2 separate regions of the Homo sapiens genome follow, and region 2 is linked to region 1. Evidence: chromatin loops called from intact Hi-C (ENCODE). Cell type or tissue: mammary epithelial cell. All regions are shown on one strand. Links, peaks and the distances in the headings refer to the core of each region. The heading gives the core; the rest is flanking DNA.

Region 1 (2,914 bases), core at 92-2,591:
TGATAATCCAATTGTTGGTATCCATTTGCATTTCTTTAATCTTTTTGTTGGCTGTCTTTCTTTCAGTGTTGACTGCTTACCCACATTGTAGGTATGTCTTTATATTTAGTTATTTTAATTTTTTTCTTATGCGTTATCTAAATGCATCATAAGTTAATAAATTGGCTTCTTGTCTGTGATTGGTGCTACAAATATGACTTCCCATTTACTCCTTGTCTTTCGACCTCAATAGTCTTTTGTCTTGATTTTACCCACACTGATGCTTTCGTTTTTCTGAACTAGATTGATCAGTCTTTTCCTGTGTGGCTCCTGGTTTTCGTTTCCCACTTTGGAAACTGGTTTCCAACTCCAACATTGTAAATATATTTACCCAAATGTCTTCCGTAACTTTTATTGCTTCATTTTTTTCTTTAGTATGTTAATCCTTGACCCATCGGGGATATATTTGGGTATAAGGAGTTAGGTAAGGATACTGCTTTATTATTTTTTTTCAAAGGGTTGGCCAGTTATTCTGACACTATTTACTGAATAATCCCCCTTTTAGACAAACCATTTCAATAAATCCTTTCATGAGGGGGGTCACAGAACCCTTTGAGAATCTGATGAAAGCTACAGATCCTCTCCCCAGGAAAAAATATGTGTCTATAGCACACACTAAATTTCACAAACAATTTCAGCAGGGCATGTGGACCTTCCGGGGCACATCCGTTGACTCCCAAGAGGTCTGTAATCTCCAGTTAAGCACCCTCTCCTTTATATGGAAGAAACAGTTCTTAAATAGTGGGATTCAGCCTCCAACACAGGTCAGTGAGAACTCATTTTGTAGTGGAAAACGTGCTAAAAATAGTCCCACAACCTCCTCAAGGCAGAAAACTCCAGCCTACCATTAGGGCTGTGGGATACCTCAGACTTCCACCATCTTATGTCCTGGGAGCTTAAAACCTTCCACTCACCATTCTGCTGGCCCAGTGCATCCAACAGACAGCACGTTAACCTTTCTCTAGAGTGCAAGTAGCCCTCATTGAACAACTTGCTCCTGAACGAATGGGGCAGGTACAGGTACGTTGCTTCATGTGACTCAGTTCGCTGCCATCATAGTTCGCTGCAGCCTCGAACTCCTGGACTCAAGCAATCCTCCCTCCTCCGTTTCCCAAAGCACTGAGATTACAGTCGTGAGCCACCATGCCCTCCCAGCAGCCAATTTCAGACTCCGTTTTCCACCCCAGATTTGCCTACTCCTTCTGAGATCTGATCTTTTGGGTTGTGTATGTCCATTCTCACACCTTCACCCTCAATTCCTTCCCGTGCATTGAAAGCCAGCGCTGGCCTTTGGGCTTTCTGACCCTTTGAGAAATAAAGGTTTGAGCTGAGCTGGCCCCCTTGCACCCTCTTGACTTCTGACTCGGAAGCAGCAGCAGCTGTGACCCGGCCACAGAGCTCGTCTGGACAAGCCTTCCCTCTGCTGGGATCCCCCGGCGCTACCCCATTCCTCTGGCTCCGAGGATTCTCTGAATCAGAAATTCTTGGCAGGTACCCAGCAACGTGGGTTTTTACAGGTACCTCAGGGAGGGCCAGCTATGTCCTTTGTGGGGATCAGGGCAAAATGAAAATGTGGAGCCCCTTATTCAAAAAATATTAAGAATCTCAGGATGGCAACAGCAGACTACTAAACCCTTCTGAGTGCGGGGTCTTTCTGAGTGCAGGCGTCTTTCTGAGTGTGGGATCTGAGTGTGGGGTTCTTTCTGAGTATGGGGGTCTCTCTGAGTGTGAGGGTCTTTCTGAGTGGGGGGTCTTTCTGAGTGCGGGGGTCTTTCTGAGTGTGGGGATCTTTCTGAGTGTGGGGGTCTTTCTGAGTGCGGGATCTGAGTGTGGGGGTCTTTCTGAGTATGAGGGTCTTTCTGAGTTTGAGGGTATGTCTGAGTGTGGGGGTCTTTCTGAGTGTGAGGGCCTTTCTGAGTGTGGGGGTCTTTCTGAGTGTGGGGGTCTTTCTGAGTGCGGGTCTTTCTGTGTTTGGGTGGGACCTGTGAGACTGTGCACGTTGCCCTTGCTGACACTGATGAGAACTCGAGTTTTAGAATCGCTGTTGCAGCCAACGCTGACACTCACTGACCCAGGCATTTCTCACCTGGCTCCAGGAATGGTTCTGGGCCTTGGCAGGTTCATCTTCTCACTGCTCCAGACCCCTTGTGCACAGGCTGCCCATCACGGGGACCTGAGTGATCTCTGGAAGTCTCTTCTCCTGGCACTCCCTTCCCGGTTCTTGCCCTGTTCAGGCATGCATTAACACTCTAGTTAGTGCCTCTGTGGCTAACTATGAGTGCCTTGTTCTGGCATCAGCTGGATAAAATAAAATCTCACATCCTTATTTTTGTGGGGATAAAAGTTTCTCATTTACACACACACACACTCACACACACACTCTCTCTCTCACACATAAACACACACGGTTTTCCCATGTGATCCTCAGCTCCTCCGGCCCCCACATGTGCACGCACACACAAACACATACATTCAAAGAGGACCCTGCCTCGGTTTTGACCTGGCCTGACCAGGATGACAGCTTGGCATGCAGCAGCCCCTCTACTTGTCCCGGGAGAATCGAGCCCTGGAAGGCTGGCGGGAGCCAGGACCTGAGGCTGGAGGCTGAACCTCTCCTGGTTTCTCCACAAGCTTCTCCTGTCAGATGCCCAGATGTGACATCTGTTCCCAGCCCAGAGGCCTCTGCTGCCCCTGACAGCCCACTGCACCTGCGCTCAGTTTGAAATGTGAGTCTGTCAGACAACATCCACTCAGAGGAGGAGAAAGGCAGTGTCCTGTTGGGGTGCGCCATCCAGGCAGCCTCTGCCCCTGCCCTCTATGCTCTGAAATCCATCTCATGTCACCAACATTAATTTAGCAGCTACTAAGCTCCAGT
Region 2 (2,914 bases), core at 189-2,688, 460 kb before region 1:
AAGGAAAACAGAATAAAAGGATGGGAAAACCAGATGTGGTCATCCAGGCCTGCCAGCACCTGACTCCGTTCTCTTTCTTACCCTCAATCCGCACCTGCCAGCACCCAACTCTGCTCTCTCTGCCTGTGCAGCTCCCTTCTCTACTCCAGTGAATCCGAGTTGCTGTTCTGTCCCTTGCCACAGAAACCTGACGGACACAACAGCATACGGAATAACCGGTGGCCCTTGAGGGGGCTGGGAGAGCAGCCATCGGTGACGTTATCAGAAGGGATTCCCGCTTTGGCAGGCGCTGGACTGGATTAATGACTTCAATAAGCACATATTAGGCCCCTTCTGTGTGCTAGCTACAGGGGATGCAGAGATGCAAGCCAATGGTAAAACAGTCTTTAACGTATGCAAAGTAGGTTAACTGGAGGGTAGGAGTGCGGGGTAGACCTAGCTACAGGGGATGCAGAGATGCAAGCCAATGGTAAAACAGTCTTTAACGTATGCAAAGTAGGTTAACTGGAGGGTAGGAGTGCGGGGTAGACTATTTTCAGGTAGCTGTCAGGTGGTAGGGTTGGGGTGAGCCCTTGGTGGCTTGGGAGCAGCTCTCTCTGGTGCACAGCAGGTGTTGGGAAGTATGTGTTGAATAAATGAATTTAGATTATTTTATGGTTCACTTGCTTATGTCTGCCAGTGACTCATGCTGTGTGCCTCTTCTTTCCTCTGCACACATCTCTCCCTGTGCTCATCCATGCACACACACATGCAGGCACACACTGTCAACAGCCTGGTATGATGCTGGGCACCTGGGAGTGCTGACTAAGTGTCTGGGGGGGGGGGTCACATGATGGAGTGGCTGGCAGATTGGCAGCCACCGTGGTAGGAAGCTGTCCTATTTGTCTGGAATTTGGGCTTGTGCTCAGCTCCTAATGACTCACTTTGTGGATTGGCCATGGGGTGTTTCATCCACAGGTTCTCTCCCCTCCTCATCACCAGGGAGGTGTCTGGGTGGTCTTCAGCAAGGATGGGCAACATGGCCATTTCAACACTGGTTCTTGACTCCCATGTTGTTTGGGGGTCTTGGGGGTTCTTCAGAGGGAGAGGGAGGGATGCTGCAGAGGGCAGTATGGAATACGGGGCTCCTTGTTTCTAGATAGGGCTGTCAGAGGCTTCTCCATCTATGGGCCCTGTTCTTGGAAGCCGGGTCTGCGCTGCAGGTCCCTCACACAACCACTAGATGCCAGTGTTTCTTAATGGATGGAAGGGGGAGCCTGGGAAGGGCTGGCGGAGAGGGAAGGTCTAGATGGTCCTAGGGGGATAACAGGGCCTGGGCTGTGCCCATCTTATAGATGGGAATAGTGAGTCCTGGGAACTTAGCTAAGGCACAGGTAAGCTTCTCTAGACACTATGCAGTGAATCTGACGAAAGCGCCAGGGTTCCGGCTTCCACTTCCTTGTTCAGTGTCTTTATTCGGGATGTCTCACCTGTGCTGTCCAAGAAGGGCGTTGCAAACAGGTAAGTGGGGAGGGGCCGGAGGGGATGAGGGTGGTTCTGGGGAATCCAGCTTGGGAGGAGTGGAGCCTGACAATGAGAGAGGGGGTGAGAGAGAGGACTTGGGGGACCAGCAGCTGGAAAAGCACTGTTCATCCCATTCCGGCATTCATCCTTCCTTCCTGCCTCTCATCCTCCTTTCTGTTTTAGTTTGGTATCTCAGAAGGCAGAGAGAGAGACACACACACAGAAAGAGAGGAGGAGAATCAACCAGGTGAGGAGGCTCCACTTTTTTTTTTTTTTTTTTAGACAGAGTATCGCTTATTGCCCAGGCTGGAGTGCCATGACACGATCTTGGCTCACTGCAACCTCTGCCTCCAGGTTCAAGTGATTCTCCTGCTTCAGCCTCCCGAGTAGCTGGGATTACAGGTGCCCGCCACCATATCCAGCTAATTTTTTTTTTTTTGTATTTTTAGTAGAGACAGGGTTTCACCATGTTGGCCAGGCTGGTCTCAAACTCCTGACCTCAGGTGATCCACCAACCTCAGCCTCCCAAAGTGCTGGGATTACAGGCATGAGCCACAGTGCCCGGCCTGAGGCTCCACTATTCAAGGGAGAATCCATCTCGTGCTGAAATGAAGTGCAGGTGTGGGACTTCTGTGCTGTTCCCCATCCTTGCCCCCTGCTCCCTGGCCCTTATTCCTGGCACAGGGCCAGGTGTGCAGGAGGCCCTCCGTAAGTGTGTCTGGGTGGAGGTGGGGGCAGAGCGTGGCCAAGGACGGGAGATGGAGCTCCCTCAGTACAGTTCCTTCTGGCTTCCCATGGGGCAGACCTGGGGATTCCAAAACATGGGGCGAAGATTGACTGTTGAGCCCCCAATACAGTCCCAGCAATGTCAACACCACTCAGGGAAGTCACAGTTAAACATCGGGGGCCACGGCCTCTGCTCAGCCCCATTGGAGGGGAGGAGTGGGGGTCGGGATGGAGGGCAGATCAAGAGAGAGGCTAATGTGGTTTAAGCAGAGATAAGAAAGGCTGTGTGCTGCCTGCAATGCTTCCCGGTGAGCCTAGGATTCTATCATTAGAGACTGATTTATTTAGGTCAAGCCGTGACTCCCCCTAGGAGTTTTACATAGTTTCTTGCATGTAATAGACCATTCAGTAAATATTTGTCAACGGAGTCTCCTTAAAATGAAAATACCCCGAGGAGCGATAAACCATTTTCATTTGCTAACACTTCACCGTGAATTAGTTTATCACACTAACTAGTGTCCTAACAAGGTTTCTGAGGGGGAAACTCAGTACAGATGTGTTCTGAGGAGGCGCCTGCCTGGGAAGACGGGGGAGATGTGGAGTTTGGGCAAGTGCTGGAGATGATGTGACTTGGCCGAGAGCAAGGGCCAGCGTGCTCAAGGTGGGCACAAGGATGTTGGGTGTC

The links. Peaks named below come from ENCODE experiments on the same cell type or tissue, not always from the same donor. Only the 100,000 strongest peaks of a DNase experiment are listed, where the experiment ranks them.
Region 2: a loop joins it to region 1, with 17 times the contacts of the local background. A loop is called at or near these places in 2 of 110 quality-filtered maps.

Annotation. Positions count from the first base shown.
Region 1 is chr17:73,711,864-73,714,777 of GRCh38, reverse strand. No RefSeq gene overlaps it. Among named protein-coding and RNA genes, the nearest start is that of SDK2, 69 kb to the right of the region's middle. In mammary epithelial cell, for the core only: a CTCF peak has its summit at 1,472 (motif pointing left); a DNase peak (open chromatin) is centred at 1,497.
Region 2 is chr17:74,175,190-74,178,103 of GRCh38, reverse strand. No RefSeq gene overlaps it. Among named protein-coding and RNA genes, the nearest start is that of RPL38, 27 kb to the left of the region's middle. In mammary epithelial cell, for the core only: a CTCF peak has its summit at 1,220 (motif pointing right); a DNase peak (open chromatin) is centred at 813.